Linked DNA regions of Homo sapiens: all the other regions are linked to region 1. Evidence: chromatin contacts called from ENCODE Hi-C data. All regions are on one chromosome and are shown on one strand. The core of a region is the stretch at or near the end of the contact, and the rest is flanking DNA. Distances in the headings are between cores, read along the strand shown. Region 1 holds the start of HTATIP2 (HIV-1 Tat interactive protein 2). Region 2 holds the start of PIK3C2A (phosphatidylinositol-4-phosphate 3-kinase catalytic subunit type 2 alpha). Region 3 holds the start of NUCB2 (nucleobindin 2). Region 4 holds the start of NCR3LG1 (natural killer cell cytotoxicity receptor 3 ligand 1).

What was found. Hi-C counts contacts between places; a loop is a spot of excess contacts on that map. Pooled maps may share reads with other maps.
Region 2: a loop to region 1 is called in a pooled map, with 5 times the contacts of the local background. The contact joins the promoter of PIK3C2A here to the promoter of HTATIP2 in region 1. A Hi-C loop is called at or near these places in 5 of 50 pooled maps.
Region 3: a loop to region 1 is called in a pooled map, with 6 times the contacts of the local background. The contact joins the promoter of NUCB2 here to the promoter of HTATIP2 in region 1. A Hi-C loop is called at or near these places in 6 of 50 pooled maps.
Region 4: a loop to region 1 is called in a pooled map, with 5 times the contacts of the local background. The contact joins the promoter of NCR3LG1 here to the promoter of HTATIP2 in region 1. A Hi-C loop is called at or near these places in 6 of 50 pooled maps.

Annotation. Positions count from the first base shown.
Region 1 is chr11:20,362,148-20,365,175 of GRCh38, reverse strand. It overlaps HTATIP2 (HIV-1 Tat interactive protein 2), which reads right to left and starts at 1,462. Exons shown (of 5, transcript NM_001098522.2): 1 at 744-1,462. The coding sequence starts at 938. RefSeq lists silencers at 1,113-1,255, 1,042-1,461.
Region 2 is chr11:17,206,519-17,209,546 of GRCh38, reverse strand. It overlaps PIK3C2A (phosphatidylinositol-4-phosphate 3-kinase catalytic subunit type 2 alpha), which reads left to right and starts at 1,561. Exons shown (of 33, transcript NM_002645.4): 1 at 1,561-1,699. RefSeq lists silencers at 1,413-1,492, 1,843-2,102 and enhancers at 1,633-1,742, 1,248-1,770, 1,771-2,294.
Region 3 is chr11:17,275,489-17,278,516 of GRCh38, reverse strand. It overlaps NUCB2 (nucleobindin 2), which reads right to left and starts at 1,778. Exons shown (of 14, transcript NM_005013.4): 1 at 1,689-1,778. RefSeq lists a silencer at 1,515-1,944 and an enhancer at 2,135-2,224.
Region 4 is chr11:17,350,291-17,353,318 of GRCh38, reverse strand. NCR3LG1 (natural killer cell cytotoxicity receptor 3 ligand 1) reads right to left here and starts at 1,519. Exons shown (of 5, transcript NM_001202439.3): 1 at 1,280-1,519. The coding sequence starts at 1,349. LOC105376576 (a long non-coding RNA gene) reads left to right here and starts at 1,453. Exons shown (of 3, transcript XR_931094.3): 1 at 1,453-1,540; 2 at 2,145-2,282; 3 at 2,408-2,506. RefSeq lists enhancers at 104-153, 378-979, 980-1,581 and a silencer at 1,578-1,697.

The DNA of each region.
Region 1 (3,028 bases), core at 213-2,712:
CTCGTCTCTACTAAAAATACAAAAGTTAGCCAGGAGTGGTGACGCACGCCTGTAGTTCCAGTTACTCGGGAGGCTGAGGCAGAAGAATCGCTTGAACCTGAAAGGCAGAGGTTGCACTGAGCCGAGATCGTGCCACTGCACTCCAGCCTGGGGGACAGAGTGAGACTCCGTCTCAGAAAAAAAAAAAAAAAAACCTTTAACTTAGAGTGAAGGGAATATCCGATTTACAGACACAAGCCTGGGAAGTCAGGCAGGGCAAATTCTTGTAAGTGAATAATCCCACCTTTCACTGCCATAGACCTATCTCACTCTGCAAAGCAGTTTCAGAATCCCTGACAATATTAGTGTGAAGTGCGCAGGTTGACAAAATCAGCAAAGTGGCTGAGAAAATTCTCAAGGTCACCAGGGCTGCCTCTAGAATACAGCTTGTATGACCCTGAAAACAGTGCTCTTCTGTCTCACCAGCCCCCACCCCCATTACAACCCAGACCCAGCTTTATAGGGTTGCAGATGGAGAGAAGGGCTTTGCCCAAGACCACACAATGAGCGGGAGGGAGGCACACCTGGGCTACAATCCAGGAGTCAGACTTCTGGGAGGGACTCTCACAGACCAATCTTGGCCAAGTTTTGATGGCCTCTCACTACCCCCACCACTGGCAGGGCAGTATTCAGCCTTTAGGCATGAAATATGTTCACCTCGCAGAATCCTGGGGGTCCATTTGAGTCCCAGCTGAAATACCCACCACATTTTTATAAGCTTCCTCGTCGAAGGTGAGCTTCCTCCGGCCAATGAGCGTGACTTTGGAAAACAGGCCCTGCTCCAGGATTTCCTTTAAGAGCACTCTGCCGGTTTCTCCGCTGGCGCCCAAAATAAAGACGGATTTATTCTGCATCCTGAAGTCTTCCCGAAGCTTCGACAGGGCTTCTGTTTCGGCCATGCTGGGGAAATAACATCGACAGATGCCGGTCTTAGGGTGTCAGGGGACTGCCAGTCCTTATCCCGAGGAACAAGGGCTGTTTATCTGTTAGGGAGGAGGATATTGTTCTCCGCAGTCCGGGCTCTGGGGAAAGTGCTGAGTCACGTGCGGGGCGCGGCTCCCCGGCCATCGCCCGCACCTGAGCCAGCAGACCCATCGGAAGGGGCCCGAGCTGGAGGGTGCGCCCAGGTGCCACAAGCTGCTGGCATCACTGGGCATACCCCACGGTATCCCCGGCCCGGCCAGGAGACCTGGCCCAGCTCGGTCCCATACGCGGAGGGGTTACCTGGGGCCAGCCCCCGGCCCCGGGTCCTCACGACGCAGCAGGAGCAGGGCGGCCGCCAGAGCAGCCGCCGCCGCCGCGCTCAGCGCCGCAGGCCCGGCCATCAGAGCATCCCACCTTCCCTGGTCGGACCGGGGGGGTTGGAGGCGACGGAGACAGCGCCTACCCGGCTTGGTCTTCCGGGTGGCCTCGCGGCGACGCTGCCTCGCCCCGCCCACAGGGGCGGGACCTGGAGACGAACTCCTGGCACCCTCACAGGCGCGGGGAAGGTGACCCCGAGAGCACGTGCGCGGAGCCGCGACCCTTCCTAAGTTTGGAATCTGCAAGACCCTCTTCCCGCGTTTTCCCTCACCTGCTGGGCTCAGCTCACCCAGGCGCCAGCTAGTAGACTTGCCAGACTTGATCTTCAATGGTCCCCCCAGCTGGAATGTCAATTGTATATTGGCCATCATCTCAAATTCACCAAGTCAAAAACTTAACCCTGCCTACCCAACCACCCCAAACAGGAATAAAACAAACCTATTCCTAGCCTCTCTTGGGTGTCACTGTCCCTACATAAACATACACACACACACGCACACACACACACACCTCCTTCTACCCTGTCAAGTCAGAAATCAGGATTCCTTTGATTCCTTTCTTTTCTAGCCTTTCCACACTACAGACTTATCAAGTCCTGTTATCCCATCTGCCTTACAAATATTTCTCCCATGTAATTCAAGCTCGCATCATATCTCCCCAGAATAAATGGTCTACCTGCCCAGGTCCTGGCCTAATTCATCACCTAGATGGTTGAACCCGGGTGACCTTCCACACCTGTGATTCAGTCTTCCTAGCCCAGATCAGTGGTTTGGGACACAGGTATCTACACTGGGCCTGTCCTGGATCTTGGAAGTCCTGAACAGAGGTTAGAATGACAAGCAGAAATCTGAATAATTTCAGATTGTTCAGGTTTTGTTGGGAACATTGGTCATTTGGGGGCCCCACCTCCCATCTAGAAGCCAATGAAACACATTGCCTCTTCCATCTCCATGGGAGTTATTATATGTAGGCTTTGCCTAGGCTCAGCAAGCCAGAGGCTCACGCATAGGTTTTCAGTTTTGGAGGAGTAATGAAAAGATGCAGTGAAGGCCTGAGATATATGTGGGTTGGTTGGGGCAAGGGTATAGGATTATGGCATCATATGATCCACCAGCCATCTGATGGTCTGATCTTGTCTTAAATTCCTGCCTGTTTTCAGAGACTGTTGTGAATACAGTACTTCCTGTTATTCTTCTGATAAATTCCTGTGCTGTATAAGCTTACCAGATATATTCTGTTGTTTGCAATAAAAAAGCTTGATTAATATAGAGCAGTGTGGTTCATTCCCCACTGGCCTGTCACAGTGCCTGGACTCTTCCCTTTGAGTTCCTAAAGGTTTTCTACAAGAATGCAATGTTAAACCTTGTCAGCAAACACTGTCCTAGTAATTCATTTATCAAATCTGTCACAGAAATTATTCATTGTACCCTGTCTATTCTTCCCCTTTGTTTAAAATTGTGGCATAATTAATATACAATAAAATGTACAGAACCTAAAGGTTCTGTTCCATGATTTTAGGAGATTGTATATACACCTAAATAACCACCACCAAAAACAAGATATAGAGCATGTCTGCCATCCCTGAAAGTGCCTTCATTCCCTTCTTGCAATCTCTCCCCACTCCAGAGGTAATCACTTTCTGGTCACTATCAACATAGATTAGTTTTGCCTGTTGTAGAATTCTATT
Region 2 (3,028 bases), core at 312-2,811, 3.2 Mb after region 1:
CTCAGTGTTCTCCCAAGGCCTCTTCCTTCTTTCCTGAAGGCACACTCAGATCTGGAGCAGAAGCTAGGAAGCTACCCTGAGATAAATCACTTTCCCCACCCTTTTTAATCTTGTGAAAGAGCTGCTGCCAATTTTAGAAATTCCTCCTTTGATCAGAAGATAAAGCAGAACAATGCTGCGGAACTAAGTTGATTTCTAAGGGACATTCTTCTAGAGTGTGTAGCCTGCCTGGAAGTGTGTGTGCATAGAGGAGGGGCGGGGTTGGGGGAAAGATAGGAGTTGGAAGGGGGGGGGGTGTACAACAGCCAGTAGCTACAGCCGTAAGAAATAATCACATTTGTTTCTAGAATTCCCCATAGAATAGAAACTCCATCCAATTTTACCATCCCTGCGGAGGTGCAGGCATGTTTATTACAGCGCTATGAGGGATTCATCCACTCCACATTCCCCATTGCCCTAGCCCCCTTTCGCCAACCCCCGTCCCTGCCAAATCAGGCCAATTTCTTTCTTTCCAGTTATTTGCTGAAAGTTCAACTTCTCTTAGAGCCTTCTAATTATGCGTATATCATATAGGCTGATAATTTTTAGTTTAGGCTGAGAAATGCAGCCTAAATCAGTCTGCCACATCAGATTGTGAACGTCTGGATGGTGTGGACCCCCTTCTCCTACTGCTTAAAAGACAATCTTGTTGTAAAACGCTATGGAATCGTTCCTCTCCCCTTAACATCTTTGTGCCCCAGAAGCCCCATCTGTAAATGGGGATAATTTTCCTATATCTTCCCATGGTTACGTAATTTTTAGATCTAACACGTGAGGACCAAACGCTTTACAAGCATAATCTCATTAAATTCTCAATAAGAATATATTATTATGGAGGTTGCATGTGAAAATACTTTGTAATGTAGAAAGAGCCGTCTGGCTGTGAGTTATTATCAGGGGGTTATCTTCCTTACCTGGCTGTTGTGAGGATGAAACGAGACGCCGACCTGAAAGCGTTTTACGTGCTATCAAGCATTTTACAGAAACCACGTGATAGGCTACTAATTACCCACCGTATACCACCTGACCCACCGTGAGGCCTCGGTAAATACTGGTTGGAGTGGACGAGTTTAAGTCTTGCCTGTTCCTTTCAGTCTTCCAATCACAAAGTAATCTCGGCGCCGCCAGGGGCCAAGACACAAATCTGGGAACCTCAGCCTAGATGGAGGAGGGTGCGGGGTCCCGGGAGAGGGGATGAGAACAATAGGGTACTTCAGTGCCCGGGCCCTGTTTAGCGGGTCTTCGGACTCAGGGCCCGAGGGGCGGCCAGCTGGGGTGTCCGGAGAGCTCCCCTCCCCAGGTCTGGGGTGTGCACGGAGAGGCGTCCAGAGCCTGCTCAGCATTCCTCGGGAGAGAGCCAGACCCTGGTCCCCCGGGCCCGTGCGCCCCAGCGCCCCAGCTCCCTTGCTCACGCCACCCCGGCAGCGTCCAAGCCCCGCCCGCCAGCTCAGGTAGGCCGTCCGCGCCAGCCAATTCGCAACAAGTCCGGGCGGGGAAGGCGGTGCTTCCCTGTCCGGAAGTGACGTGCTGCGCTTGGCTGGCTGTGGAGTCGGCCGAAGCTTTCGGCGGCGGCTGAGCCAGCTGAGGGGAAAAATGGCTCGGACTGTGGCGGCTTCGGCGGCTCAGGTTGTGGTAGAGGCGGAGGCTCAGGCAGCTTGAGGTGAGGAGCGGTCGGTGCGGCTGGGGACGATATTCGGGGTCCTGCTCTGCAAGGGTGGAGAGGGGCCCCGGGGTTCCCGGGCTGGAAGGGTCTCTTGTCGCGGCCCCCAGTGCCTTGGGTGCCCGCGTCTGACCCTCCATCCCGTGCTCTTGGCGTTGCCCAGCCCGACTCCCCCCTCCCTCCGGGCCTTGCTTCCACCCAGGCCGTGAGCAAGTGCTGCGCTGGAGGTGCGAGGAGCCCGCGTCCCCACCAGGCCCCTCTTCTCGGGAGCGGAGGTGCGCCAGGGAGTTAGTTTTGTCCCACAGAAGGAGGGCAGGCCCCCCGGCCGCCGGCCCCCCTCCCCCGCCTTGTCCCGCGGGACCGGGCTGGAGCCGCAGTGGCCGGTCCTATTTTCTTGGCAGATTGTTAGTTCTGGCGAGTGTGTGTGTTGTACTTCTCAGTGACGGCCCCTTCTTTCACCTCCTGTCCCATCTCTGGCTCTGGGGGCCAAGGATACTTTTTCTTCTTCCCGGACCCCCCACTCCCACCGCGTTGCCTTTAGCCGCGAATCCACTTGCTTTGGGAACACTATTCTTTCAGTGTGTATTTAGCGCATCATCCTTCTGAGAGAGCGGTCAGATTAAAAAATACTAGCTTAACTCTTCCTGAGTGACGGAGGAATCATAAATAATTGAAGAAAAAGGCACATACTTATTTTCCTCACTGAATTTCTGGCTTTAAAAACGACATTCTCTAGCTGTGGAATTATTTTTTGGGGGAGGAGGGATTGAGGAGGGAAATGAGGAAGGAGAAACTAAGGAAAAAAGTCTGGACATAACGTGGAAGAGAGAGCCTGTTGTAGTTCTTTTCCTATACTGGCCCGATAGAAATTGAGGTTATAATTATATTCTTATTTTGAACAGTGGGGGTTTGAATTAAGTGAAACGAAGGAGGCCTGCCTCTTTGAACAAGATTAGTTATTAAAGAATGTCCTGAAATCTTTCCTGGTGGGTTTCAGGCAGAAAAGCTCTGTTGGGAAAATTTTTAAATCTATTGTAGCATCAAAGGCCACAGCATATAAGAGATGCAAGAAGAAGAAAGCTGTTTGTAGGGGAACGGTGAAGACATAGTAGAAAGAGGGAAGGCTGCACAGAAGTCCAGGAACTAATTCCAGGAGAGACTTTGTACCTTTGCCTCCTTGGCTTGTGGTTCAAGTCTCCACAAGAGACTCCTTTAGCAGCTCTGCCATAGTTGGGGTTGGTGCTCTTTTTTTTTTTTTTAATTGACATGGGGTCTCACTGTGTCGCCCAGGCTGGTCTACCATGCCCAGCAGAATGGTGCTTTTTTTTT
Region 3 (3,028 bases), core at 529-3,028, 3.1 Mb after region 1:
AAACACAACATAGACAGATTCGACTCTTAGAACATGGGTCGTCCAGGCACGGTGGCTCACACCTGTAATCTCAGCACTTTGGGAGGCCAAGGCAAGTGGATCACCTGAGGTCAGGAGTTCGAGACCAGCCTGGCCAACATGGTGAAACTTCGTCTCTAATAAAAATACAAAAAATTAGCTGGCTGTGGTGGTGGGTCCCTGTAATCCCAGCTACTCGATGGGCTGAGGTAGGAGAATCCCTTGAACCCGGGAGGCGGAGGCTGCAGTGAGCTGAGATCGGGCCATTGCACTCCAGCCTGGGTGACAGAGTGAGACTCCATCTCAAAAAAAAAAAAAAAAAAAAAAAGATGGGTAAAATTTGGATAGAGAAGAGCATGAGTAAACACACGGAGACAGAAATAAATTTTTGCCTCCTTTAAGTTTCTAAAATTGTCTAGTTAAAAAAAAAATTTGACCCCCTACTACAAAGGTAGATGAGATCATGGAAAGCTTGAAGACCACGATGAGAAATAGAAGTTTCCATGTTCATCCTAATTAGGAGAGTGACATTATTTGAGATTTCATTTCTAATTCTAAATTTCCAGAATTTTAATTTTTGACCCTATTAGCTGAAGAAGATTTGTTGAAATATTTGTTCAACATTTGTTGAACTTATTCAAGTTTCAAAAAACAAAAACATTCCTTAAAGCATCTATCTCATCAATTCTTTAACTTTCCCATAGGGAAAGTCCACAATCTCCCTCAAACAAAATTCACTATCAGAAATATTTGCATTTAACCTCCCCTATTTTTAAACCAAGGTAATATCTTTTAGTGTTCATATTCGTCCACGGATTTAACAGAGCCTTAGTAGCAGGCTTAAATGGTAGCACTAGCTTATTCAATTGCATAAAATGTACATTATTCAATTTAGAAGTTTAGCAGACATAGAATTTCAAGAGGTTCTGTCTCTCAAAAATCATAATGGTTCCCGTTCATTCTCATTCCCTCATATTCTCTCTCTCTCTCTCCTTCTTTCCCTCCCTCTCCCAGCCATTTGATACTGTAAAATAACTGTCATCTAAGACCGTTGCAAACACCAACCACAATAACCATATTTGCTCACTGAGTTGCCACTTAGCAGGTGCAACAAGGAAATACTGTTTCTCATCTCCTAAAACCAAAAGGGTTCATCTCGTACCTAATTTGTCACTTAAGTGAAAAGCATATCACGACTTACACTAACTTTCTCCTAAGTGTCAGAGGTTGCTGGCTTAACCAGACCGGAGAAGAGCAGGATCCCCGGGCCTAGCTTTGCTGAGCGGCACAGGGGAGCATCGCCTGGAATTGGTGGGTGTCCCTCCTCACTAGTGGGCACCCCCTTGCCCATCGACCTGCCCAAACCCGAAGGGACCCCGCCAGGGTCTCGGTTTGGCACCTACCCTCTCCTGCTCCCCGCCAAGAGCCAGCCACCCTCCTCGACCCCGAAGAAAGCTCGGGTGCCCAGCTGCGAGTGGAGCAGAGGGAACCCAGCGCCTCCGGCTCGCGCTGGGAGCCCCCTCCCCGCCGGTGCCCCGCCCACAGCACGGCCCCCACCATCCTCTCTGCTCTGGCAAGGCAGGCGAAGACCGGAGCCTTATCTCCGGACTCCCCCACCCCTAATCTCCCGCCGCGCTGCTCCGCACCTACCGCGCGGCCACCGGCCTTACCTGGCCGGGTCTCGGCGAGCGAGGCTGCGCCTGGTGCTTGCGTCCAGCGCACAAACCTGTCCTCCAGCCCCCGGCCCACCGCTCCGCTCTGCCCCTCCTCCCGCCGCGCGCGCCCGCCTCCTGGCTGCCATGGCGACAGTTCCCACACTCTGCGGCCGCTGATTGGTCCGGTTCGCGATTGCTGACGACGCCGATTGGCGGGAGCAGGGACAAGGCCGCGCCGGGGAGCCTGGAGGCGGGCGGTGAGGAGGGCCGAAGCTGTGGAGCCTGGTGGGAGGCTGAGCCAGGAGGGACGTGGCGCTCTGAGATGCGGGCTCAGGAGGCCGCGCCTCTTCCTTCCCTAGCTTACCCGGAGAATCCTGTGGAGCAGGACTCGGGCGGGTGAGGTGCCGTCCTGAGACCCGGGCAGAGCCCCAGGGATCGCCTCTCCCTTGGCCTCTGGCCTGCGCCTGCAGCGCCCACGCAGGTCGGAGAATGGCTGTCAGGCCTATTCTCGCCCACAGGCCTCGCTCGGCTCTGACACCCCCGTCCTCCGCCTTGGCGGGAATCTTAACGGCATTTGTAACCGCACCCACCCCCGTTGTGCTGGGCCCTCGGTCACTGTGGTTTAACTGTATTTACCCACCTTCTCTCTTGCCCATTCGCAGACAGCTCTTTCCTCTGCATCCTGCCCCAGAGAACAGACATCTATTCCAAACCCCTCATTTTAAAGATGGGGAAACTGAGGCTCAAAGATGCACATGGGTAGCTTGAGCCTTCCAGAAGCTTTTGGAGCCACAGGCTGTTTACGAAGTTTCATCCTGCCGATTAGTTTTTTTCACCTGAAAAATTGGTATCATATCTACCTTAGGGTTATTCACGAAGATTGAATGAGATAACATTGCCAGGAAAACAGTACAGACTAGGCATGGTGACTCACCCTGTAATGCCAGCACTTTGGGAGGCCAAGGCAGGAGGATGGCTTGAGCTCAAAAATTTGAGACCAATCTGGACAACAGTGAGATCCTATCTCTACAAGAATATTTTTTACTTTTTTATCTTTAACACAATGATGTTTCAGTCTGAAGAAAATACTTAAAAATTTGCCAGGTGCTGTGTCGCACATCTGTAGTCCCAGCTACTCAGGAGGCGGAGGCAGAGGCGGGAGGATCACTTGAGCTCAGAAGGCCGAGGCTGCAGTGAACCATGATCATTGTGCCACAGAGTGAGACCCTGTCTCAAAAAAACAAACAAACAAAAACACACAGTACAGAATCTGCCACATAGTATGTTAGCAATGAAAGCTTCTGTTATCAGGAAGTACTACCAGCCAGATTGCCTCTGTTGCACAACTGGACTCT
Region 4 (3,028 bases), core at 270-2,769, 3.0 Mb after region 1:
TATTGCAAATGTATAGAAATACTATTCACTCGTTTTTATTTCCACTTCCCTCTCCCATCGGGCAGCCATTCTAAGGTGTTTAACATGTAATTTTTGTTCTCTTTAAGGCTGTATCTTCTGTTTCTCAAACTGTGGAAATGGTATTGCATTGTATGTCCACTGTTTACTTGGCTCTACGCCTTCAACATCCGTTCACGCTGCTCGGCAAGCAGCAAGGGCGTGGTGTGAAGCTGCCGCCAAGGTCTCCACGGTGAGGTCCACACGCGGCTCTCCTCCACCTGCAGTGACTCGGGGCGCCCAGAGCGCGCCTCCGGGATTCCTACATTCCACCTCCACCACCCGGCACCCAGGAGCGTATTTTGGCCAGCCTAGTAAGGGTCAAGCAGCATCTTGTTGTTTAATTGCCATTCTTCTAGTTAGAAATGAGTTTAAATATCTCTACATACGCGTTTCAGCCTTTTAGTCTCCTGTTTAAGTTAACGCAGAACACGCCCATACGAGTTCCCAAAAAAGCAAGAGAACGTTTGAAGGTCACCACAAGATCAAAACACTCCCCTCCCTCTCTCAGTAAAGACCTAACTTAGCAAAGCCAGGAGGACCCACTGATATGCGGATGAATGATTTTTCCAATTTACCGATTCCCTGATTTTCTTCTCTCCTCCGGCCCCTCGGATGATGCGAGAGAGGCGCCAAATACCGAGGCACCAAACGCGCGACATCCAAGGAAGCACCGTTTCCGCTCTCACAGGTGTCGACCCTGCACAGGGCAGGCCTTCAATGTAAACCTGTTGCATCGGGGACTCCGCTTCTCACAAAGGAGGGACGCTTGAAAATAGAGCCCCCAGGCCGGGCGCGGGGGCTCACGCCTGTAATCCCCGCACTTTGGGAGGCCGAGGCGGCTGGATCACTAGGTCAAGGAGACCATCTTGGCTAACACTGTGAAACCCCGTCTCTACTAAAAGTACAAAAAATTAGCCGGGCATGGTGGCGGGCGCCTGTGGTCCCAGCTACTCGGGAGTCTGAGGCAGGAGAATGGCGTGAACCTGGGAGGCGGAGCTTGCAGTGAGCCGAGATCGCGCCACTTCACTCCAGCCTGGGAGACAGAGCGAGACTCCGTCTCAAAAAAAAAAAAAAAAAAAAAGGAGAAGAAATAGAAAAGAAAATAGAGCTCTCAGCCCCCAGGAAGTTGAGGTCCCCTGGCGGGATGCTAGGGAGCCGACCCGCGAGGACCCTCTGGCGCCAGGAGCCCCCGCCCCAGCCCACCCCAGCCGCCCCCTACCTTCGGTCGTCAGCGCCCACAGCAGAATCAGGAGCGCCGCGCACGTGGAGGCGGCAGCCCTCCACGTCATCGCCGCGGCTGCTGTTGTGTAATTTTTTTCGCCGAGTGGGAGCAGGCGGCCCGGTAGAAACCAAGGGCAGGGGGAGACCTCTGTTGCGTAAAGAGTTGACGGAGACACAGCCGGGATTTCCAGCCGGCGCTTTTGCACATCCCACTTCTTCAGATCCCTTCGGCAACTGCGAAGTCGCCTGGATTTCCCAGGTTCGCACTGCAGGAAGCCAGGCGCGTGACCAGCCCCACCCGCGCCGCACTTTAGCCCGGGGGCGGGCACCGGCCGGGGAATCCTCCCTCGCCTCCGCCCGCGGCACGAGGTTGCGCGGTTACAGCCCCGGTGCCTCTCGCGAGCGGCTCTGCGGTCCAGGACTCGGGGCATCCTCTGGGTTCGCTTAGTAAATTGAGACCGGGATCCAAGTGGCCCGGGGCGCTGCTCTAAGGAAGATGCTGACCGCAGTCGGTGATTGCGAGAGCAGGTGCACGCGTCCAGAGCGACATCTTACCGTTGGCGCGATAAACTTACATTACTTTAAAAACCAAAAACAACAAAAATTTAGCATTAAGTCGAAAGGCAAATTAAATCCCCAGGACAATTCAGTTAAACGCCTGAAGGTGGCCCTTAATTTCCCATTTCTACTAATCAAGAAGTGGCTTGCGACCTCCTGAAGCAAACCCAAATATTCTCATTCGGTGATTAAGTTTTACCACCTCTACACCAGTTTTTAAATCAATTTAACCGCAAAGTTCAGAACCCAAGTGGCACAGTAAATGTGTGTGCATTTATAACGCAGAACCTGCATTCTTTCCCCAGCAACCTGCATTCCATTTGTCTCATTGACCCTACTGCATTTTTCCTTCGCATCATTAAAAAGGATGTAATGTACAGAAAAGCACAGACAGACCTAAACTCCAATGCCAACCATGCCATCTGCTGATTATAAGACAGTGGGTAAGTGACCTCATATCCCCAGCCTGTTCACATGTCTCTAAAACTGAGAGAGTAAAAGCTTCCTTTCCAGGGTTAGAGACACTGTCACTGACTAAGCAAATAGTCACATTCTCACTTATCTGCAGAACAGAGTGCATACAGAAAGAGCTCAGAAGTGAAAGATGCGCAGAGTGCCCACAGTGGCAGCAACTAGCTGAGGGGCCTTCAGATCGCAGCCTTCCGGACCACCGTTATAACAGGTAGAGATATGCAAGGTTAAGTCCAGCTATTGAATTTTTAAAACCTAAATTACACCTCTTCTCAACCTCTGCCTCCTCCAAGGAGCCTTACCTGAGGAGACATCCTTGTCTGGTATTAGTGACATCATTAAATAACATTCCCAATGGAGGTATATGACGACTTCTTATACATGCCCAGAATAGTGATTCACAAAGTTGTGACACATACACATCACCCTGTAGAAATTATCAAATTACTCTTTTGGTAATTTTTACTGTTTTGGTAATTTTTTTGTACCCTTTTTACTCTAAAGGGTAAAACCGGCAGGTTTCTCTATTTATATTTCATTAGAATGAAAAGTCATTACCTGTGTTTTCGTTTTTACCAATATCATGTCTATTTGAACATCTTTTTTTTTTTTTTTTTTTTTTTTTTTTTTTTGGTGAGACAGAGTCTCGTTCTGTTGCCCAGGCTGGAGTGCAGTGGCGTGATCTCAGCTCACTGCAACCTCTGCCTCCCAGGTTCAA